3 separate regions of the Mus musculus genome follow, and all the other regions are linked to region 1. The links are chromatin loops, found by intact Hi-C in ENCODE. Cell type or tissue: heart. All regions are shown on one strand.

What was found. Hi-C counts contacts between places; a loop is a spot of excess contacts. Peaks named below come from ENCODE experiments on the same cell type or tissue, not always from the same donor. Only the 100,000 strongest peaks of a DNase experiment are listed, where the experiment ranks them.
Region 2: it touches region 1 in a loop (4-fold over the local background); 5 of 42 quality-filtered maps call a loop at or near these places.
Region 3: a loop joins it to region 1, with 2.5 times the contacts of the local background. A loop is called at or near these places in 12 of 42 quality-filtered maps.

Annotation. Positions count from the first base shown.
Region 1 is chr1:162,474,939-162,482,938 of GRCm38, reverse strand. Dnm3 (dynamin 3) reads left to right here and starts at 4,905. Exons shown (of 21, transcript NM_001038619.2): 1 at 4,905-5,276. The coding sequence starts at 5,116. Gm31985 (a long non-coding RNA gene) reads right to left here and starts at 6,273. Exons shown (of 3, transcript XR_373653.3): 1 at 6,064-6,273; 2 at 2,638-2,913; 3 at 1,286-1,707. In heart, a CTCF peak has its summit at 4,809; DNase peaks (open chromatin) are centred at 4,908 and 5,468; H3K4me3 peaks cover 1,790 bases; H3K27ac peaks cover 669 bases; H3K27me3 peaks cover 1,785 bases.
Region 2 is chr1:162,390,091-162,398,090 of GRCm38, reverse strand. All of the region lies in intron 2 of Dnm3 (dynamin 3), which reads left to right. Among named protein-coding and RNA genes, the nearest start is that of Gm39688, 14 kb to the right of the region's middle. In heart, no CTCF peak of the experiment used is centred here; a DNase peak (open chromatin) is centred at 3,310.
Region 3 is chr1:162,353,765-162,361,764 of GRCm38, reverse strand. It overlaps Dnm3 (dynamin 3), which reads left to right. Exons shown (of 21, transcript NM_001038619.2): 3 at 6,256-6,405. Among named protein-coding and RNA genes, the nearest start is that of Gm39688, 23 kb to the left of the region's middle. In heart, CTCF peaks have their summits at 2,318 (motif pointing left) and 3,535 (motif pointing left); no DNase peak of the experiment used is centred here.

The sequences.
Region 1 (8,000 bases):
TGTGTGTGTTTTTAATTGCTTCTATTTCTATTTTCAGGTCTTGAAGAGTATTATTCATTTCCATCAACTGTGGTTTTTTTTTTTTTTTGGCTTTCTTTAAGAGATTTATTATTTTCCTCCAATTGTTGGTACCTTCCTGCATTTCTTTAAGGTATTTATTAATTTCCTCTTTCAGCATCTCTACCATCTTCATGCAGTTAGTTTCAAGGTCTTTTTCTGTCCTTCAGCTATGTTGGAATATTCAGAGTCTGCTGATAGCTGGCTTTAGTGGAGACATATTGTTCTGGCTGTTATTGATTTTGTTTTTATGCTGGTGTCTAGGCATCTGGGTTTGGCATGATTATATATCTAAGTGGTGATTTATGGATTTGTCTTTGTTGTTTAGGTGTTTTGTTTCTTGGTTTCTGTTTCCTTTTTGGATTTTTTTTTTGGAGAGTGTGATGCTTTTGTGTTGCCTGGTAGGATTTCTTTGGATTTGATAGTTGAGGCCTCTGGGGGTTCCAGATAAAATGTGCTTCTTGCTATTGGATGACATCAGGAATGGAGATAGGCTAGGGCTTTGAATAGGTTCAAAGAAGAGGGCTCTTTTTGTTTGGCTTTGTTTCATTTTTAAAATCAGGATCTGCTTAATTTGCCTCCTTGGACTGAGGAGAGACAGTGAAGAGAGGTCACCCCAGAGGGTCTGTTAAAGCTCTGGGCATGAGACTGGGGTTTATATCTAGGAACCAGAAGGAAAATGGAAAATCTACAGATTAGCAGGAGTGGTCTGTGGGCCAGTAGGGAGTGCCTGCTGCTGTTGAGGGCTGGGACCAAGTATCATGTAGAGAAAGCAAGGTTAGAAAGGGAAGCTCTGTGGAATTCATAGGAGATGGGAGGAGGGAACAGGGAAGGCTGCCAGGGTGTGCTGTTGGGTTTGGACAAGATTTGGGGACTGAGTCTGGGGAAAGAGAGAGGAGAAGGCCTACATTCAGCAGACCTAGTTTTCTGGTGGGCATGACCTGTGGCTTAGCAGGGGTGCCTGCTAGAGTTGGGGGCTGGGAATGGTGAGGATGGAGTTGGGGTTAGGAAGGCATGATCTGTGGCATTCACAGGAAGATATGGACAGGGGCAACGGAGGCTGTACTTGGTATTCTGTTGAATCACTGGGGCAGGGACTGAGGGTTTGGGTCTGGAGGGGCTGAGAGACACTCATTTAAAAGTTTGATCATCTTTCTGTGCCATTAAAAATTTCATAAATGGTATTTTAAAATGGAATTTTATAGCTTCACACACACACGCACAGTATTTACAGGGAGGTCAATTCAACAAGTCAATTGTAAATTTTGAAGATACAACTCAACAACTGAGAGTTAAAGCATGGAATAGCTTTCCTTTCAAAGCGCTCCTAAGAGATTCCAGAAGAACACGTGTAGACCTGCTTGACAGAGGAAGCATCTCTGTGTTAAAAATGCACATGTGAGACACAGACTGTTCTTCTTGTCCTTGATTTCTCAGTGCTTTAAGCTTGCTCACCACTGTTCTCTCTCCTGCATATGTGTCAATTTGACCATGTTTTGAGGAGACTACTGATGAGGGTCCATCTGTCAGATCTCAAATGAACAGAAGCCATTGAAGCAGGAGCCTAGAGGGCCTCTTCCGCAGTTGTTTGGATGCCTGGCAGTGCATGAGGAGCATGGGGTAGGGAGTCCATACCTTCTTACCAGCCCCCTAAGTCGAAGGAGAGAAAGGATGGTGTCAGTGTCACACAGAATGACTGCAGCTTGGACAGTCTGCCTGCTTAAATTTCTCATCGTGTTTAACAAGCTTGAAAAGGCCTCTGCAGTGAATCTGATTTTCAGACAGGGTCTAAAATCTGTGCAAAGGGAAGAAAAAGAAAAACCTTTGCAGAAAGAAGCAAAGAGCCCAAATAGATCCTAAGTAGTATTTGAGGCAGTAGTATTATTACCCAGCTATTAAATGGATAGCATGGCAAATGCTTACAATTTTGGTGCAGCTCTGCCTCATAAAAATTTATTAAATGTTGTGCTGAGCACTATGGGAAATAAACAAGATATGACTTTGTAATAATGTGGTGGATTTTTAAGAACATGAATCCCTAAACTCATATATCTGAGTCTGTGTTTTTTGGGAGAGTTTACATATTTTTTTCTAGGCATATTTTCATTACTGAAAATTTTTCTTTCAGGGAATGCTTTCATCCTGCAGCATATTTAAAATATATGTCTCTGTGTATATATATATATATATATATATATATATATATATATATATTTATTATTTATAGATTTAATTTTGGAAATAGCCAGGCTGTGTGTAACTAAGTCCTATAAACAAGGTAGGTGATCAAAATGGAGAAAATTCTGTTTATCTAAAGGGAAGTGTGACTGTGTTTCATGGAGTGTGGCTTTTTTGGGGGAGGCCACATCAGTTTTAAAAGTTCCTCTTGGTCTTTGGTGCTATTCTTTCATTAAGGTTATCTTTTAGATTGACCATGAAGTAAAATACATACTTATGTATCAGTGTTCTTATGGGCTTACTAAGTTCTTACACACAGAAGACAAAAAGAGTTTTGAATCTTTAGGAGTTACCAGGAAAGTAGTGATGACATAGATATGGGAGCCAGGGAGAGGAACCTACCATCCATCACTGGGGTTGGGACAGGGTTGAGATGACTGTATGATACATTCAAGACACTCGTCACTGAGCAGACATCCCTCCTCAGCTTTCATATATATTGGAAAGGTAGATATTAGCTTTCTGTGGGATTGTCCCATCTGCTTTTCCACTTTGTATTTCTGTTTCCTGTTTGTTTTACGTGGATTAGCTTATGAGTAGAAATCTACACCTCTGAAGGACCTTGGCTGTTTCTGCGTGGATTCAGAGTCTCTTGTCCCCATGTTACTGTGGAATAATCTGGAAAAGGGAAGTAAAGAAGAAAAGCAGTTGGCAAGAGTAATTCTGAACGGCTTCTTGAACTAAGTGAACAGGACGGATTAGAGGTTTCAAATAGCTGATATATTTTCTTTCTAATGCACAATAGCATATAGTCTTTTGCATTAGAGCTCAAAACACTTTGGACGTGGGCTAGTGTCCTCAGCTTATACAGCGTGTAGTGTAGTGGTGTACAGGAGGAACCCAGCAAGGACCATGTCTTCTTAGATGCTATCCATGACCCTCTGCAGAGGCAGTCATTGCTCCCTGGTTTCCATCACAGGTTCCTTTAAATACACCCTACATCTGCAGTAAGCTTGAATCGTATAACAAAATGCCATTGTCTGCATAACTTTAAAAGACACTTTTATCCAGTGTTCTCAGGGCTGGGAAGTTTAAGGTCAAGATGTCTGCTGATCTGTCCTGGTGAGGGCCATCTTTCTGCTTGGAAGATGGCTGCCATCTTGTTGTGTCTTTGTATGGCAGATGGGGCTGGGTCTCTGGTGTCTTTTATTACAGGAACACTAGCTCTTTCAAACTAGAGTTCCACCATTATGACTTTATTTAACCATAATCATTTCTTTATATCAAATACATTGACCTTGGAAGGATCTAGAATCACCATGGAAACAAACCTCTGGGCGTGTCTTTAGCTAGGTTAGTTAAGGTGGGACTACTCCACGTGTTGGGATTTCTGAGATTTCTGACTGCCTAGGAAGGACAAAGGTAGCTGATGATCAGCATCCGTTTAACTCTGCCTTCTGACTATAGATGCAATATGACCAGCCTCCACCCTCTTCTGCCACAGACGTCCCTGCCACCAGCTCCTCAGGGTCAGTGCGTAGAGGTTGCTGCAATAGTGGTCCAAAGTTTCCATCCCAAACCGGCAGCAAAGCATGGCTCTGTACTCCATGTGGTACTGGTTTTGCAGGCATGAAAAGTGAAAGACTGACTCAGCTATCATATAGCATATCCAGAGAGCCACCGAGCCTAGGAAACGTGGGGCAGGCTCAGACTTGGTTCACTGTTGTCCTAGAAGGGCAATAGTGCAATGGTGATGCCTAAGTGACAGTGAAGACCCCAGGGTGCTAGAGATGCAACACATTTTCCTATGTAGTCTCTAGTCTTTAGGTTACTTAAAGCCATTGGGCAATCATCAGATGGAAGATGTGCAGGACAAGTAAATATTGCGCACTAAATCCTGAGAGGTATCAGTATTCAAAATGCACAGGAAACAGGACCACGATAAGGAGGTGAAGAACCATGGCCATTTATCTTCGTGTCTCCATCTCCGGGCACAGACTCTTCTCAGTGTGCTAAATTTAACGGATCGAGTGCAGACTGCGTGGTTACAATGGACTCAACAGCCAATCTCTTTGTCCTGACCAGGAGCTAAAAGGACAGTTAGCTCAGGCAAGGAATTCTAAAAGCCAGAATGAGTATGGTAGGAGTAGGGAACAGAAAGGTTCAAGGAACTACACTTTAGCTTACAGAAGGTAGAGTAGGACAGGCTGGTAATGATGAGTACTTCAATAAGGTCAGGTAACCCAGTTTTCTAATGGGGATTGACTCTAAAAGGCCAGTTTATCTCTGCATCCCACAGCAATCTGGGGTTTTGGAGTAGGGGGTGAAATGTGAGATTTCCTTTTGGGAAATGTATTCTGGTGCGTACAGTGGTGGTGGTGCATGGTGAAGCTGATGTCAACGTGCTGTTAGCTGATGGTAGATGGTAGTGCTTTCCTCTAGGCTTCGTCTGTGTGGTTTAGCTCCTTCAAAAGGAACAACAATTCCTGTTGGGTGTGATTTTAGGCTTTTCCTTGACCAAGTGCAGTACTCTGCCCTTTAGCCTGGGCAGTGGCATCTGACTGAAGCTGGGAGGCAGTCCAACCGTAGGCCAGTAGGATTGGAAACTCTAGGGAGAAGCAGGGCGAGAGGCGTGGTGTGGGCGTGACCGTCTCAGGACCAGGCCACGCCTCCTTCGCCTCTCTGGGCTGCGCAAGCGCGTCGTGGGCTGTGAGCTGTCAGGATCCTAGCAGTGGGAGGCAGGGATCGGACATCGGTGCAGGGACTCCGCCGTGTGAGCCCCGCACAGCGACAACCGGGACAAGTGCTTCGAGGCCTGGGCTGCCTGCCAGGTCACACAGTCGAACAGGGACCTGTGGGGCAGTTGGCCGCACAGGCAAGATGGGGAACCGGGAGATGGAAGAGCTGATCCCTCTGGTGAACCGTCTGCAGGACGCTTTCTCGGCTCTGGGACAGAGCTGTCTGCTAGAGCTGCCACAGATCGCCGTGGTGGGCGGCCAGAGCGCCGGCAAGAGCTCAGTGCTCGAGAATTTCGTGGGCAGGTGAGCGCACCGGGAGCGCGGTGGGGGCGCGTCCGTGGGGGTGGGGGGAGCCCCGTGCTTCAGGCCGTTGGAACATGGAACGGTGTGGGGAGCCCCGAGGGTGGACTAGAGGCTGCAGCGGATTGGAGGCAGAGCACTAGTGTTTCTAGAGCGGGCGGGGTCCTCCTTGCTCTGAGCATCCTTCGCCCCAGCATTCTCTACCCGGTGGTGACCCCCTGTCTGCCTTTCATCCTGCCATACAAAGCCATTTCCTCCCCACCCTCGGTGGGGGAGTCGGGGTACGCCCTGGGATCCACTTCCCTCGCTGGCTTGGTGCGCGCCAGCCCCTGGCAGCCTGGAAGCGCAGCCTGGTGCTTTCCAGTCGCCAGTTCTCTTTCTCAACACCCCTCTCCTTTCCCTGTCACTCTCCTGGAAGCTCTCAGCCGGGATGTACCCCTCCTTCTTCGTCCACACCCCCCTCTCCCCCACCCCACCCCCCCGCCGCCCCGGCCCCCCATCCCCTGTCCCTGACTCTCATCTCAGCTGTTTACTGTTTGAAACAGTCATCGCCTGCCCGAGCAGGGGAGGCGGGGTGTGTGAACCCCGAAATCCCTGTGGTGAAGGCTTACACTGTTTGAAACAGTCATCGCCTGCCCGAGCAGGGGAGGCGGGGTGTGTGAACCCCGAAATCCCTGTGGTGAAGGCTTACACTGTTTGAAACAGTCATCGCCTGCCCCGAGCAGGGGAGGCGGGGTGTGTGAACCCCGAAATCCCTGTGGTGAAGGCTTACGGGGAGATGCTTGCCTACCATTCGCCTTGGGAGCTGAAGAATAAACGGTGGTGTGTTTATGAGTGTGCACCCATTCACTGCTCAGGCATGACTGAAAACCCGAGACCTCCAGGGATGACCGTGGACTTGCGATGTTCAGGTGCCTTGTCATTCCTGCACCATCTCAGAACTGACCAGCATCTCTCTTGCACTCTTTCTATGCCATGCGCCGCCTCCCCCCTCCCGCCCCCCACCAATCCTCTTGCATTCCTTAAGCTCTTGTTTATCCAGCGGGTCTTCAAGATAACATCCAGAATTCAAATTGTAGTTATAGCTTCATGTCTCACAATTTTAAACAACAACAAAGAGTTGTTATTGTTTTGAGTCAGAAATCAACGTTTTTTCCAGCAAACAATTCAGGAAGGATTGAGTTACCTTAATGGCCTTGTGTGAGGAGTGCATCCTGAAGGCTGGAATCTGTTTCCCAGTAGTAAACCAGGTAGAAGGTGCAGCAATGAAAACGGTGGGCTGGATGGGGCAATCTGAGATTACACTTTGTTCTTTTATTTGGCTGGTGAGCGGCTTGTGATGCAGAGGGTTCCTGCTGTGGTTCTCCATCTCCTTCTTCCTTTTTGTTATTGCTTGGCAATGTGTAAACTGTACTGCTGACTACTCCCACATTTTTGGGTGTGAGTGTTGCGAAGTGCGTTTCCCTTTTTCTCGAATGATGCTCCATCTCTCAGGAGATACTCTTCGTTTTTCTTGCTTCAATGTGAACTAGAAAGATAAGACCGTGTAATTGCTCGCAGTTGACAGCTACCCTTTCGTAGTTAGTTCCCTGGATCATTTCTCCTTGGTTTTATAATTAATTTTTGCTCAATAAAAAAAAAAAAAAAGCAATAGCAAAGCATTTTGCCTACGTCATCTCAGACCTCTGGTCCAAGGCAAGAAGTTATTTAATGATACTCATTTTTAAGGATTAAAATCATATTTCAAACGCAACAGCCATGTTCTTATGCATCTTCCTTATAATTTCCTTGGAACGGCTTATATTTAAGCATATTTTGCTCGGTGCCTTTGATTTCAATGCAAAGTGTATGCACATATCTCAGTTCTGCCATCCAGGCTGGCAAATCAGAACAGTCTTCCTAGTGGTATAATGAAGATGTCTACATTTCCCCTCATTAGCTGCATTCTTCTATAATGAGGATAAAACAGAGGCACAGGAGAGTAACATATTTAATTCTGAGCATTCTTCCATAATAAAATGAAAAATGGGGACTGTAAAAATCAGAGCACTTATCAGAATGTGTTAAACATTTTCCCTACTTTATAAAGTTTTACCAGTAGTGACTGTAAGGCTGATAAGAAGATAATAAACATAGAATATGCTCATTTAGTAAATATATAAAACCTTTCCTAGCTGCAGAGTAGCCCTGTCTAGCGCAATTTATATATTAAGGAGAAAACTTAATTAGAAGGTCATTTGACTTTAATAAAGATTTTGGTCATTGAATGATTGAGGAATCTAATTTCTAATTATAACTCAACCTTAGGGGAGGGAAAAGGAAAAAAAAAAAAACCCTTCATTTTCAGAAGTGAATCAGCCCAGGTTGAAAAAGAAAAGGTTTTCATGTTTCAGTGGAATCTTTTAACTTTTATTAAGCAGGAGCTTCATAACGAATATAAAGTTCTTTAAGAGGCAGTCTTTCTCCTCTGCTCATAGCTGTTCTCACTGCAATGCTTGACCAATTGTGCAGTGACCGAGTACAGACCAGCACCAGGATCTTCACTTGGGTAAACTGTTTGCTTCTGAATTAAGCTTGTTCTCTTCAAAATACTCTCGTGTTTATTGACTGTTTGTTTACCACTTAACAATCCACCTTTAGTGGCTGACCATATCTTTCCATCAAAAATAGTGTGCTTATACTGTTTTTCTTTTAAAAATACCATTGAATGTATCCGGTTGTGGATGT
Region 2 (8,000 bases), 85 kb after region 1:
GGAGAAAACACTGATGGTTACAGCTGTCTTGAGTTTCCACCCTGGAAGTTATGTTTCTATGGAGACCTCTTTGTCTCTTGGTCTTTCACTCAAGAACTCTTATCAGCTTAAAGTGCTTGGAGAGGAGGAGAAATAAGCAACTTAACTTTAGGCATTTCCTTTTGTTTCTACTCTCTTTCTTTTCTACTCCCACTGAAATACTGGGTTGTCTTGTAACAATCAGCATCGCAGAGGTCTAAAAGGTATGCTGTCAATGGGCTGTAAGATTTAAGGATGAGAGACGAGGCATGGGATTTACTCCTACAGAGAGCAAGTGCATACGCTGTTCTACATCTACCTCTGCACTCCCTATCACCACACTGCCCCGTTCATTATTGCTCCTTGTGTCTCAAGTCACAGAAATCACGACCCATGGTGCTGCGGGATTTGCATTTGCTGGATGTGTTGGGAAGCAAGAAATGTGTTTTCTTGGTCCTTTATTCCTCAAGGTGTTGGATTTGTCACAGTCTTCATCCTCTTTCCTAGGAAGCACTCCCACACACATATACACATACACACCCAGAGAGAGAGAGAGAGAGAGAGAGAGAGAGAGAGAGAGAGAGAGAGGTATAAACAAAAGTATAATGTTGAAAATTTACCTATACTGTTTATTATTATTTTGTAATTTATTATATATATGTGTGTGTGTGTGTGTGTGTGTGTGTGTGTGTGTGTGTGTGTGTGTGTGTGTGTGTGTATTGGGTATGTATATTTGTCTGGGTACCTGCAGAGTTCAGAGGTGTTGGGTATTCCTTGAGCTTTAGTTAAAGGCAGTTGTAAATCAACTGAATGTGAGTGGTGGGATCTGAACTCAGGTCCTCTGCAAGAGGACAGTACACTCTCTTAAGCCCTGAGCCATCTCTCCAATCCCTAAACTTTTTATTGTCTAAATTTGTGTTTGCTTAAACACATTTTAAAGTTACTTTGTATCTGTACTTAAGCAGTTCCAGCTGGGCACTCACAGAGGCAAATGAACCAACATGCTTGGCGAATGCTCTTGGATCTCCTTTATTCTTGGGAAAGCTATTTCTTGAGTGGTGCAACTGTACGCGTAAGACACAGTCCCTACACCACCTCCTGTAGTGTTCAACAGAGGAGAATACGTTGAATTAAGGATGACCCCATATTCACAAACAGATATTGGGTTTAGCAGTGGTGGCTTGAATGTTCATTTTCATCTTTGGGACAATAAGGTTAACCCCTTCAATTGTTATATATAGGGGTAATATGAAGAAGTTATCTGAGCACGGAAGACGGGTGTACAGAAACAACAATAAGGGAGATGACTGTTTAGTGATGTGGCCTGGGGTATAGTCTGTAATATGAACAATCTAAGCTTATCCCCAACTAGCTTACACATAAATGAGACTCAGACTATGGTTTATTTTATTTGACTTTGACAATTGTTGGAGTCAGCCCTAATCTATCCAGCCTTCTAACTGCAGTCCTGGCTACCTCCCCAGTGCTGTTTCTCCTGGCCACATGCTCATGGTTCCTCTTCCCTCATGGTGGCTTCCTCCAGAAATTAGACAAATAGGGATAGATTATTAAATTTACTCTTAAATTATTATATAGCCATGATCTTACATTGGCAGAAATCTAGAATTAGAGTTATATTTTCTTACATCGGTATAGAATGTGTATATTGATACAGATTTAAAGTTTTTATTGGTATAAATCTTAGTACATTGATATAAAATTTAAAATTTTGTTACTTTTAGATAGGCATTGTGCTTATACAACTCATTTAAGAACACAGGGCTTAGATTCAGTCCTTTAAATAGCTGCTCTTACAAACTGTTTACAATAATTAAGTAATGCAAGTTAATAGTCAAACTCATGGTCTTACTAGATATATAGATAGATGGACTACAAAAGCATCAGACGTCCAAAATCTATGGCATTTAATATTATTTCATTATTAAAATTTTTTTGACTACTAGACATGTCTGCTCCTGACAGTATCCCCATTCTACTTCAAGGGAGGTGATGAACATCAATACCTCCATGTGGAGTGGCTTCAAAGGTGGCAAGCTAGCCACTATGCAAGAAATGCCCTAATTTTATCTGCAGACGGAATGCTGTCGAAAAAGGATAAGTGAATGCAGGATAGTCAATTGCTAGGCTCTACTAAGGCAGAGTAAGCTAGTCCTTCATAATTCCTGCTTCATTGGGGACTATCCAGCTATCTCTTCCAAAATTTTGCAAGCTACATTCCTGTACACTCAAATATATATTCCTTCTTATAACTTTGATGGAGTTGAAGACTAGTTGTAGTCTCACAATTGAACTTACGTTGTTTAGCATTAAAGAAGATGTTTTAGATTTAAAAAGATGGTTTTTAGATGCTAATACAAATTAAAATCAAACATGATTGAGGTAAAGAATTGTAAACTCATTAAGTTATGGTAGACAATATAATACTTTATTTAAATTGGCAAATATATTAGACTAGATGTTATAAATGTATATCATACTTTATAATTTACATAATTTTTATAATTGTATTTAATTTATATTTCAGAGGAAAGAGCATTTTATTGGCCTAAAAAGGGGAATTGTGAGGTTTGATCTTTTGCTATCTATTGTAATGCTAAGTGAAACCCTCCAATACCTGGTTGTTCCAGAGATGAGAGCACAGACAGACAGACAGACAGACGAGGCTAAGGCTAAGTGATCCTGCCCCCAAGTTATTTCTGACTAGAAAATAAAGATACCAACAGCTAATAGCTGAACAGAAGAGACATAAGTGGGGTTTAGGTTTGGCAGGCTCAGGGTCAGAGGTAAAATCAGGAGTGGGAAGAAGACACAGGAGAAGGGAGGAGAAGTTACCTTGGGTTAGGAGTCAAGAGATTGGGACCTTGAGGGCTGGCCAATTGGAGTTAAGAGCAGCTCAGATGAAACACAGTAAGTAGTAAATAATATTTCAGGGATGTCAATAGGGGAGTAGATTCTAATAGCATCGAGAGTAGGTATCTGCCCAGCTTTTATTCTGTTTAAGACTTATTGTAAATATAAAGGCTGAATGTATCCCCCACCCCAGGAACTAAATGGTAAAAGGCAGGGTAGAAAGTCCTTGTGGAGATTTAAATATTTCTACAACAGTAGTCCCACAGGACAGCCAGCCCTTCTCTTCTGTGTGCTGGCTTGGCCTTTTATGTGGCTGTATGTCACAGGGCTGATCTTGGCCTATTGTAAACTGGGGTATCTGTGTTTCAGCCGACTAAGGTGTCTGTTCCCCAGTGTCTGAGACCAAGAGCACGACACTGATATCCTTGCTCACAGAGGCTGCACGTGACACAGTCTTTGTTTTGCTATCATACTAATTAGGAAGGAAAATGATTCTGTTGAATGAATCCCTCGCTAATCAACACACATTTCCTATTTCCATGCCAGCACTGTGTGTTTTTCTAATTATCTCCAGGAATAGTGAGTTGTAAATATGCATATAATAAGCTGAGTTTCTGTGGCTGAAGAAAAGCCAGAATATATAAACACACACACAGGTTTGTAGTTTGCATTTTGTTTTTCTTTGTTTTGGAGTAGGTGAATTATTTGTATATTTTTTACAAGAGATACTTGTATTATTAATATGTTTGAATTGAAGAAGGATAAGAAGGTTTATATGATACACTCAGAGAAAACCTATTGAAGGTGGCATGGCTGTTTATTAAGAGCTTTGAGTCCCTCTGGATAACATGCTTTAAAATTCTGTAACAATATCTGTAGTCAAGAAAGACACACACTATGCATTTACAATAGTGTAAAAGCAAACATTGTTATCTAAACAAAAGCATCTTAAGGCAAAAGCATCTGTGGCAATGTTAGAGATATACACAAACCTTTGGGCAAAGAAATGTGTAAAATGAAAGGCTTATACAATTATGTAAGCAATACAGCTTTAATTGTGAAATAATGATGTCAATCTAAGGTAACTATTATCATTCGATGTTGACTGAAACTTTCATTCATTTATACATTCATTCACTCTGCAAATATCGGTGGTTTGCATATATGGCCCATAGTGATCAAAGTGTCTCTCTTGAGTCTAGGATAGACTGACATACAAAAGATGAAGTAATTTGTGTGGTATGTTACAGATGTTAAATGGTTTGGAGGAATGAAGGGTGGGATGAAGAGGTCGGATTGCAGTTTTACGTTGTTTGTTAGTCACACAATCTTGAGGAACCAAGAGGGTGATTCCAGTGGTTCTCTCAAAGAATAAAATTCACAAAGAGGCAAGAGCCACTGTAGAGTGCCAAGGTGGGCAGGTACTTGAGTCACGAAGGACATGCAGAGAGACTAGCATGGCCTATACCATAGGAAATATTCTGTCTCATATATAATGATAGACAAAGTGTTTGAGTTGATTTCTACTTTTTTGGCTAACTGAAAGAAGTATTTGTCCCATTTTTTAAAAGAAAAAACTTAGTAAGTTTTAAGAAAACTTCATTTAAAGTAGGTACTGTCAGACATTTCCAATAAGACCTTTCCAGCATTTAGGTTTTATAGCCCATGATCTCTCTGGAGTCCACTGCTTTTTCCTTTGTTGTTTAGGATAAGAGGGTGAATATTATTTCTGATATTCTGATTACAGTCATAGCTGGAAGTAGGGGTGAGACTGTGTTAACCTTGAACCTTATTTGTTAATGGTTCCACATTGAGGATCACTTGCCTTTACAGGTCATTTCATGAAAATGTTGTTAGGATTGTTTTCAATATTGCTTTGTGTCTGTGGTAGTAACATTAACCACAGAGTTATCTTCAGTAAAGTTTTTGAGTTGTTTCTGTCTCCCTTTTGCTTTTTCCTTTCCTTTAGCTATCTTCTCTCATAGACAACTGAAAAATATCATAGAATACTGAATGTGCGATACATTTTATTCTTGTTTTAAACTCCAGAATTGCCAAAACCAAACCAAACCAAACCATGTGTATGTGTGTGTGTGTGTGTTTGTTTGTGTGTATGTGTGTAGAAGGGGAGTAGTGGGAGGGAGAGGGAGAGGGAGAGGGAGGGAGAGAGAGGCAGAGGAAGGGAGAGAGAGAGAGAAAGAGAGAGAGAGAGAGAGAGAGAGAGAGAGAGACAGAGAGAGAGAGAGACAGAGAGACTGAGACTCTCTGGACTTTAAGCTCATTACTTGGCTAGACTGACCAGCCAGTAAGCCCCCAGGACCCTCTTGCATTTGTCTCTTGTACTGGGTTACATGCATTTGTTGCCACAACTAGCTTTTAAAGTAGGCACTGGGCATTCAAACTGGGTTCTCAAGATTGCACTGCAAGCATCTACTCACAGAGCATCTCCCTCTCTTACACAAAACAACCTCGAGATGTTTCTGAGCTACCCAGAAGATGTGGAGCCCAGACACTTTTAGGGGACAGAGAGATGAGACGGGAGGGACTTGGGTTTGTGGTTGTCAAGCTCAGACAACTTAAAAATGTGCCTTTGCTAGTTCACAGGTGTGGCTGCTTCCACACAGTAGTGTTTGTCAGGTAGATAATCAGTCTTGAGACCTCATCAGAGTTGCTGCCTGGTGTTTGTTCTACCAGAGTTTGGCTGTTGCAAAGGCCATTCCAGTAATCCTAACAATAATAACAGAGGCAGTAGAAAAAAGGGCAAATTATCTTGCCAGTGCATCTACTTTGTCAGCTACTTTTAATCCTGAAATCTGTGCCTTGCTCTTAACTTTCCTAATTAGAGTGGGAATTGGGTTTTAGAGGAAGCCACCACCAAGAACTCCATGAGAGTACTCGTTTAAAAGTATAAAAACATCGCACAAATATGTGGTTTAGATCCATAATTTTAAATTAAGAATTAAATCATGTTAAGTACCTTTAAATAACTGAGGAAGCAGTTATGTGGTAGTTGAGGAAGGAAGTGAAGGACCCTGTAGGCCTCAGAGGAGCCATCTGTGGGCTGGGAGCTGTGCTGAGTGAGAGACATCTCTCCCTGTGCTTTTGGAAGAATGATAAGTCATTATGAGCATGTGAGAAGTGTGTGTAGAAAGATGTTTATGCACACATGCTCCAGGCAAGGAAGTCTGTTACATGTAACTTTACTTGATAGCAGTTATGAGGTGACAGCAATGGCAGCTATCAGAAGTAGGATAAGAAGCTAGATGTGGAGGCTTATGTATGGAATCACAGTACTCAGGAGTCTGAGGTAGGAGGATTGCTGTGAGTTTGGGCTGTATAGTGAGACTGTCTTAAAATACACAACCCATATACATATACTCACAGTCACACACGCAAACCACATATGCACACTCCCCCAACATATACCCCCCACATACACACGCACACTATACTACACACACCACACTCACACACACACACGCTGCACATATGCACATTCCCCCAACACATACCCACACACCATAAACATTCATTACACACATGCCATACACACACATATCATACACACACACAACACACACACACACACACACACACTCACCATATACACAAGTAAGACAGGAAGAGAGAGAGAGAGAGAGAGAGAGAGAGAGAGAGAGAGAGAGAGAGAGCTCTGATGCTCTGATAGTTGTAGGGTTTGAGGTTCCTATGAATAGGGATTACACATAAACAATTTTTTATTTTTATTTTAAGTACATTTTTAGTTTGACAGTTAAAGTACAATTGCTTCATTTCTCTCTTCCATTCTTCACACTAACCCATCATTTATGTGTATGTATGTGTGTGGTGTGTGTATATATATATATATATATACACATATGTATATATGTATATATATATATATATATATTTGGTAGCACATATATATGTATAATATAATACAAGTATATTTGTGTATACATGTAAATTACTAAATTTATAAATGGAACTTATTTAGTTCATAAACTGTTACTTGTCTGTATATGATTTCAGGTCCAACCCCTTGGTATTGGATAACAAGTCTTTCCTGAGTGAGACTATTTTCTTACTCTCTGCATTCCTTAGATGCTATGGGTCTTTTCCTAGGGTTGGGGCTCTGTGATATTCTTTCCATGTTAGCATGTCTATTGGTGTTAGATGAAGGCTTCAAGTCCTTCTGTTTCTTCTCTGTTCTTATCTCTGGTTTATATTGATTAAAACTCAAACTCTTTTTGGTTTCAAAAGTCGAGTTTGAATTTTAAACAATAGGAATATCTTTCTGTCTGTGTCTCTGTGTTCCTATCTCTCTTTCTCTCTCTCTGTTTCTCTCTCTTCCCTCTTTCTCTCTTTCTTTCTTTCTTTCTTTCTTTCTTTCTTTCTTTCTTTCTGTCTGTCTGTCTGTCTGTCTGTCTGTCTCTGTCTCTCTCTGTCTCTCTGTGTGTATCTGTTGAGTATTTCTCTTTCTGTGTATGTTTTTCTCTTTGTGTGTCTCAGTATGTGTGTGTGTGCCTATGTGTGTTTGTGTGTGTGTGTCTGTCTCTTTCTCTGTATGTATCTTTGTGTGTGTCTGTGTGTGTACCTATATATGTACATCTATGTATAATTATATGTGTCTCTGTATGTGTTCAGGCATGCATGTGCAATATCTGTCATGCTGCCTGTTGGTTACTGTCCTTTGGAAGGTTTAATGTCTATATATATTAAAGAAGGGATTGTACATCATTCATTGTGGTTCTAAGTTGATATGAATTAGATATTTTATACATAGTTTAATTTTTTTAACATCTCTTCATGAAGGGTGAGGGAAACTCAATATTGCAAAGCAAATATTGACTTTACTTTTACTTGACTTTAGCCTCAAAAGCTTATTAGTAATAACTTTAGGATTATAAATAACAAGAGATTTCCTTAGTAATTATAAAGAATGTCAAGATCTCTGTAAAATAAGACCCTAAGCTCATCGAGAAATTAGAGTAGCTTCCTGCGATTCCATCCAGTCTTCTGTGCTACCATCCTGTACTCAGTCCCTTCCTCTCTCTCTAGTGCCTGGTTCTGCATCTTCTGCTTTGAAAGCCTTTCTGAGGCATCTGCTA
Region 3 (8,000 bases), 120 kb after region 1:
GCAAAAAGAACCCAGGGGTGTGGGAGGGGTGTAACAAGAGGAGCCCATCACTGGAGACTGTGATTTTCTATGAGAACGCATCTCAAAATCACAAAATGAGATTGTGCCTCGTAAGTCTTCAAGCAAAGGAGATTCCCACTGTAAACAAGCTACAGCAGGTACACGCTCACCAGGCCTTAAAAAGTCTCACCCTTCAGTGCCTCAAAAGCCTGTTCTATGGAGTTCAGCGTAGAATCAGTGCTACAATTCCTTCACACCCGGATTCATACCAACCTTTTCTTCCCGAGTCACCGGTGTGTTAGTTTTGTGACAACCCTCCCTGAGCTTTTCATGTACTTGGAGTTTAGCCAGCAGGAGGGTCCCCATGATCCTTTAGGCTGTGCACTGCTTGTAAAGATTTACTTGAGAACTGTGACGCCTTATGGTGGCTGTTACGATGTTGATCATACCAGTGGTCCAAGTGCACAAAAACGTTTATTCTGTCTCTGCTCTCTACTTACACGTGGGCTTCCTGCTAGGCACAGCCATCCCTTAACCGTCCTGGATTTGCTGCTCGAGGAACTCAGCTGTCGAACAGTCTAACCCTATGGCTGCGAGTTACAGTTACGAGAACTGTGTTTTTCTAGTAAGAGAGTGGGATGCATGTCTGTCATTTCTCACCATATGGTTAGACACAGAGGGGTCCAGACCTGTGAGTCTCTGGTTGAGTAGAGGATAGACTAGAGGCCACTTCTCTATGTCGACTAGGGGTTGCTGGGTTTAACTGAATATTGCAAATGGCAAAGCATCAGTTTTTTCCCCATCCTGTAAGATTTGACTTTATAGGAAGATCCCCATCCTGCCTGGCAGATCTGAACCCAGAGGTAGATATGGGTTAAGCCCAAATCGCCATGCTTGCTGCGGTTATTTTGGTTACTCATTTAGACTCCTCCTACAGCTCGCTGCTGCATGGGCTTTCTCTTTCACTCTTTCTGTAACTTACATTGTGAGTAGAAATACTATTATTGTACAATTAGTAAACAATGAAAATATATGCAAGCATTTTTAGTTTTTCAATTTAGTTTTGTTTTGAATTCTAAGTTTTATTTTTATTTTGTGTGTATGAATATTTTTGCCTGCATACATGTACTTGCAACGTCAATGCCTGTAGAAGCCAGAAGAAGGCACTGATCCCCAGGAACTCTAGTTACTGATACATGAGTTACCATGTGTGCGCCTGGAACTGAACCCAGGTCCTCTGCACAAGCAGTAAGTGTTCTTAACTACTCAGCCATCTCTCCAGCCCATAAACCAAACCAAACCAAACATTTATTTTACATTTATTTCATAGTGTGTTCTTGTATGTTTGCATTTTTGTGTGTTCCTGTGTGTTTGTATTTTTTGTGTGTTCGTGTGTGTGTGTGTGTGTGAGAGAGAGAGAGAGAGACACACACATATACACACACACACACACACACACACAGAGAGAGAGAGAGAGAGAGAGAGAGAGAGAAGATAATTTGAGGATATAGGCCCTCTTCTACTGTAAGGGTTCCAGGATCAAACTCAGGTCATCAGCCTTAGCATCACTGAGCCATCTAGCTGGCTCCAGAAATGTTTTCAGTCACTGACTTGAGACATGCATGACAAGTTCTCACCCTCAAGGGTGGATGTCACCCCCCCCCCATCAGCCTCACTCCAACCTGCTGTTTCCTTCCACTTTATGGATGGGCTGCTGGGGTTGTCTTGTTCTTTCTGGCCTCTCACTGCCTCTTCCCTGAGACACAGCTTCAGCATCTCCTGCTTCTTGCTCTTACGTTGTCACTTCTCCTGTAACACTCGACAGAAGCTGTCAGTGTTCACCTGTGAACACGCTGTTTGTTTGCATGTATCCCAGGGCGCTCTCTTGACTTCACATTCTGTCCCAGACTCAGGCCACAGTTCTCTTGCTTTCACAACAAAACTCCTTAACAGCGTTGCTGATCATCGGTCTCTACTTCCTGGCTTTTTGCTTTCCTATAATCCCAAATGAGTTATCCTTTCTCCCACACTTCCACTGTGGCTTCTTACTAATGTCCTGAAGGACCTGGAAGGTCTTCACCTTTCTATTGGACTTCAGCTCACCTCTCTTGAGTTTTCTCTCAGCCCTCCACCTCTGTTTCCGATTACCACACCGGGGCCCAGTGCCCTGAGCCTTTCTGAATATAACGAGTTCCAAATATATATGTTTATCTAGCTCAGACTTCTCCCTGCATGACAGACTCTAGGAATGTAGCCCCAGAGGCATTTCTGTGCTAATTAGAAAAAGCTACCTTGTTGTTTTGGCTGCAAGCTCTTGGCTGCCATCTTCTGGGGGAGTCTGCAGCATCCACACACACTGGATTAAACTGAACCAACTGCATTGGTACAACCCTCATCGGGAGTAGATGCCCTGTGTGTGTGTGTGTGTGTGTGTGTGTGCGCGCGCGCATGCATGTGCATGCTCACATGCAGCTCAGTGAGTTCCCACCTTGGACTCCTCATTTCTGCCTCCTTCCCCATCCTGTCCCAGGCCCTTCCTTCCAGTTTCTTCTACTTCAGAATTCTTCTGATTGCTGAGGTGGATTCCTGTGAAGCCACTGTTAGCACCCTCTTCTCCTGCAGCCCAACGGGAACCCATCAGTAGATCATCTTCTCTTCCCTTCAGAGTATGTTAGAATTCAACCATTTCTCAACTCTTTGGTGTCCAAGAGTTGCTCCAAGCCCCTTCTGCTATTACTTGGATTATTATAGTGTCTGCTTCCTCTAGCTCCCCATTGTGTCCCCCTTAATCCAGCATCCAGTGCCACTCATTTCAATGTCTTCATATTTTCTCCCTAGCCCCTGTCCCTCTGTAGTCTACATTATCACTCAGGGTAAGCACAAAGTCCCCTAGAATGAATGGCTCTCCATCATCCGAGCCTGCTCCTACCTCCAACCACAGCTGCCTTCATTCTCCTCTCTAGCAAGCTCAGCATGCCGTGACTGCAATCACTCTGTCTAAATGCTCTTACACACAGAGATAGCTTGCTCCCTCCTGTTCTTCAATTGTTGCTCAAATGCCACTTTATCATATCAAAGAAGCCTCAAAATATTGCTCCAGAATTCCCCACAATATCCAGCCCCCCTGTCTTCCCAGCCCCCCATGTCTTTCCAACCCCCCTGTCTTTCATTGTCTCTGCCACTCTTGCCAACTGGCAGGTACACAGGTACACATTGCTACCACGTAGCTTCATTACATAGTGACCTTGCGAGCAGTGGTTTTCTTCCCCCTCTGTTAAGCCTCAGTTTCTGCAAGTAGATTTTAAAGAGGATTCTTCAATTAACTAAGTATAAATAAAGACATCGCAGAATCCATTTGTGGGACACAAAGGTTTCTGATAATCCTGCACGCAGAAACTCTCCAAGTTCTAGGATAAAGGTATTTTCTGGAGTCCAGAAGTGAATTTAAATCGAAATTGGCAACCTCAGTGATTTTCTAACCTTCTGGAAGGACGCTGGCTGGGTTCCTGCAGAAAGAGCGAGTAGGTGCCATCTAGTGGTGACCAAGGAGACCCGCTTTGTGCTACACAAATTGTCAGTGGTAAGTTTTTATTAATTTAACTGACAATTTGACACAATTGTGTAATATATTATAAACATATTCAATCCTTCTGGCTCTCTTTTATCCCCCCTCATACGCCTAAAGACATTACTCTTCTCAACCAGTCTCTTGTACTTTCGTGACATATTATCACATGAAGGTCCTGTACAACCACCCCAGCTGCTACGCTTCACGACTCCATCAACCACAGCATATCCAGAAGACAGTGTTTTATAGACCCCCCCCCAGGTCTTATGGACTTCCCTCCCCTTTTCCATGATGCACCCTCGGTCTTAGAGGGTATGACACAGGGCCAAGCAGTCAACAGTCATTTATTCTCTGCAGTTTGACCAGTTATTCTACTCAGATTTACTAACAGGTGAAGGAAGATGTGGCCACAAGAGAGACCCTAGGAGCTTCTGATAGTAACAGCACAGTGGCAGGTGCTCAGGTGTGCGTTTTCCAAGGATTATACCAGACTGGAATATAGAGAGTTTTATTTTATTTTATTTTTAGATTACTTTCTACTTCTCCACTGTGTTTGGGGGATCAAACTCAGGGCCTTGCCCATGGTCAACACCCATACATCACTGAACTAGATATGAACCATTTCTCATATTAATATTATTTATTTATTTGAAATCTGATTTTTTTCTTTTTCTTCCTGTTCGTGGGCCTTATACTTACCTTCAAATGCTCACATTCCTGCAAGTGAAAGGATAATGATATGAAGGCCCCATCTTGTGGTGCTGTAGGGAAAACAAAGTGATCTCTTCAGGACAGATGCCAAAGCTCTATAAACCGTTACTGGGTGTTCACCAACATCTAGACGATGCACAGCCTGAGCTAGTTTGGTATTTTGCAGAGAACAGAGACTGATTGTCATATGGAGAACCTAAAGAGGACAGAAATTTTGTCGACACATCTTGACAGGAAAGACAGCAATTCTGCTAGGTTGTGATTGTCACGCTAGCATTTGGGAAGCAAGGTCATTCAAAATATTGGTGGCTTGAAGCAGAACTCCTTAGTCTCCTTCAGGAGTCCTTGTTTCACTCCCCTTGCTGGGGAGGAGATGGGAACTGTCTGTCTGCTGTTAGAAGATGGGAACAGTGGTCAGATAAGCAAGGGCAGGTGATGAGAGCCCCAAGAAGGAGGTGACTTCTGAGAAGACATTCAGATTAGTCCCTGGTCTTCCCCACTTGCCAGACTTTTGTCATTCAGCACTAGAAGGCAATGGTTGAAACAATGGAATGAGAGAAGGAAACTGACGTTATGTAAGCATAAAGAATTATTTTCCAATTAAAACTGATTTTTAAGCCCTCAAATAAGAGGTTAAATCTTTCGTTCACCCTCAGAGAATGGTTCCAGACAGAAGCCTCTGCCAGGGATCTGTTGATGTAATGAAGACTCTGATTTCTTCTTTCTTCATATACAGCACGAATTTCTTCCCACACTTCAGTTGTTCCCGCTCCACTTCCTGTCCTTTCCCACGTCTCTATCTCTGCATGTCCTAGCATTTTAAGTGCAGACTCATACCTCCTCCACAAAGCCTGTGTTAGCTTTACATTCTCAGTGGTTTCTCAAGGCAATGCTAAGGTGCTTGATAAAGAGGGACCACATTCTAAAACGACATCCCCATTGGTTTTGGCCAGTTTTAGTAGATGGATCTTCAATGTCTCTGGCAAAAAATGTAGAGAAGATGTCTATCCTTAGCTTAAGTATCCACTGGGCTCAAGATGCTCAGCCTTATTATATGTTTGGTGGAACATTTCTTCAGCTTGGAGCAATGAAAATATCTTCCAAGATTTGTTTAGTGTTACAGCTCTTGTAAAGTTTTGTTTTCACAGATATCTTCAGAAGTGGGCATCAAAACTGACGGTATAGCAGCTGGAAAGTGTTGGCAGACCTTGTAATTCCAGTGTTTAGGAGGCTGAGGCAGGAGTTTGAGACCATCTGGGGATACATAAAAAAATTTTGACCAGCTTGGACTATATAGCCAGACATTGTTTCAAAAAAGATGAAATGAAAATAAATTAAAACAAAACAAAAACAAAAAAAACCCAAAACAAACAAAAAAAGCCAAACAACCAATCAAACAACTGTAGGCAAATATTTTTGATATAATACTTTGTCTATTTTTTCCTGAGAAAACTTCTATATATGCAAACTGATATGGTATTTTGAATAGTATGTTGCTAAATCTAATATACTACATTTTAAAAGAGTTGAGCAAATACTGTTTCTAAGTCACCTTGCTCCTGAAGTTGTGTTTGTGTAACAGCCTTCATCCTAAGGGGATGGTGATGTTGAAAGAGGAGATGTCAGTAGTACAGTGTTAGTGGGGAGGTCTTGCGTGCACTCCAGATCTAAGGTTTTAAATAGCAGGGTGCCATGTTTTGTTTGGTCTATCATTTAGGCAGCCACAATTACGTCTAACCATTTGTTAGGCTTGATGGTGCAGGGACTTCTTATAGGACTTCACTGTTACGCAAAAATTAGCAAATTTGCCATTTTTTAGGGCATCATTATTCTTAGTAACTGCTGAGTTGTTTTGATAGCTGAGGAATAACATTGGTAATTTGATTTTTACTTAAATAAGACATTGTCTTTTTTTATGTAATCCTGACATAAATGCATGCATATCTCTAGGTTTTTTGTTTGTTTGTTTGTTTTAGAATATGCCGAGTTTCTACATTGCAAAGGAAAAAAATTTACAGATTTTGATGAAGTTCGACATGAGATCGAAGCAGAAACAGACCGCGTAACAGGAATGAATAAAGGCATCTCTTCTATACCCATTAACCTCCGAGTCTACTCTCCCCACGGTAAGGGTGACTGCTCAGTGTAAATGATTCTCCTCAAGCCGTTTTCATTAGACCAATTCATGTTCATTGCAGAGCATGCAAACAATGCCCAAGTCCCTGAGATATCTTTCAAAGAGCTCAGACTATCTAGAGAGAGACAGGAGGGGGCTGACAACATTGTCTGTTGAAGTAGTAAGCTGGCCCCCCAGCCTACATGAACCGCATATTTCTGGAAGGCAGGCTGGGGCTGAAAGAGAGAAAGACTAGACGGCGAGAAAAATGAGGCCAAGACAAATTTTTCTCTGACTAAGAGACTGTGCTTATAAGGGGGAAGGCCCATCCTCCCCGCCAGTCCATTCTTGGTGCCTGGAGCCATCCTGTAGGTGGTGTGCAGGATAGGATGTGTCTTCTCAAGGGTCTCTCAGCAGGTAGCAGAGTCTCAGAGAAGAGCAGTGTAGTTGACATAACAATATAGCCATCTAAGTCTACACCCCAGGTGAAGGCTATACCCCAGGTGATCTCATTTTCAGTGGCAGCAAAGTCTGAATCAGCCTGCTTCAAGACTAGGGGAGGCTATAATTGTCATTGACTTGGGAATTGAAAAAGAATCCCTTTATTTTTATTATAAACTTTCAGAAATCAGAGATTGCAGGGTGGGCAACTGCAAACTTCTTTTTTGTTGTTTTTTGTTGTTGTTGTTGTTTTGTTTTTTGTTTTTGTTTGTTTTTGTTTTGTTTGTTTGTTTGTTTGGTTTTTTTTTTTTTGAGACAGGGTTTCTCTGTATAACCCTGGCTGTCTTGGAACTCACTTTGTAGACCAGGCTGGCCTCGAACTCAGAAATCCACCTGCCTCTGCCTCCCAAGTGCTGGGATTAAAGGTGTGTGCCACCACGCCCGGCTTTGCAAACTTCTTTTTCAATTATTGCTATCTTCATACTGTGCCCAAAATGTTTAGAAGTATGTGGCTGAGTCCTTTTCAGTTGCTCTCCCTGTACTGCTTTTGTATTTTTATTTATTTCATTCCCGAGGAGCCAAGTGTGATTTTTTATCCCTAGAATGTCTGTATGAATTCCCATAAGGACTCAGTACACACACAAAGGAGACAGTAGTCAGGTTGGACTGGAGTCATCCTGCCATCAACTGCTTTACAGCTCACTTGTTCCTCTCAAAGCAACACAAATGGCCCACAGCTTCCACAGAGGCAAAGTGGCCAACCCTCTGCAAATAGCACATGATGCCTTAGAAGGGACGGGCTATTGTTACCCTGGAAAGATTTGTACCACTTGTAGGCGATGCACAAGCCTGGCAGACAGCATATGCATTTATTGTTCAGTGTTTTAATTAGAGCTGCCTAGTTATGACAGCTAGGGTATGAAAGCTCTCTCAGCAAACTGGTAGGCATGTAAATCAATGCCGCTCAGATTATGTTAAGATGAACGTCTGGCTTAGCACAATCATGTAAAAATAGAGAAAACTAGCACACACATTTTGTACTCCATGCTTTCCCTTCTCCACCCTTGTGATGGAATCATTCACATATATAATATATAAAGCTGAGCTGAGTGGCAGATGACAGTCACCTGCAATGTCTCTTCGACCACCTTGTGGGTGTTTTTT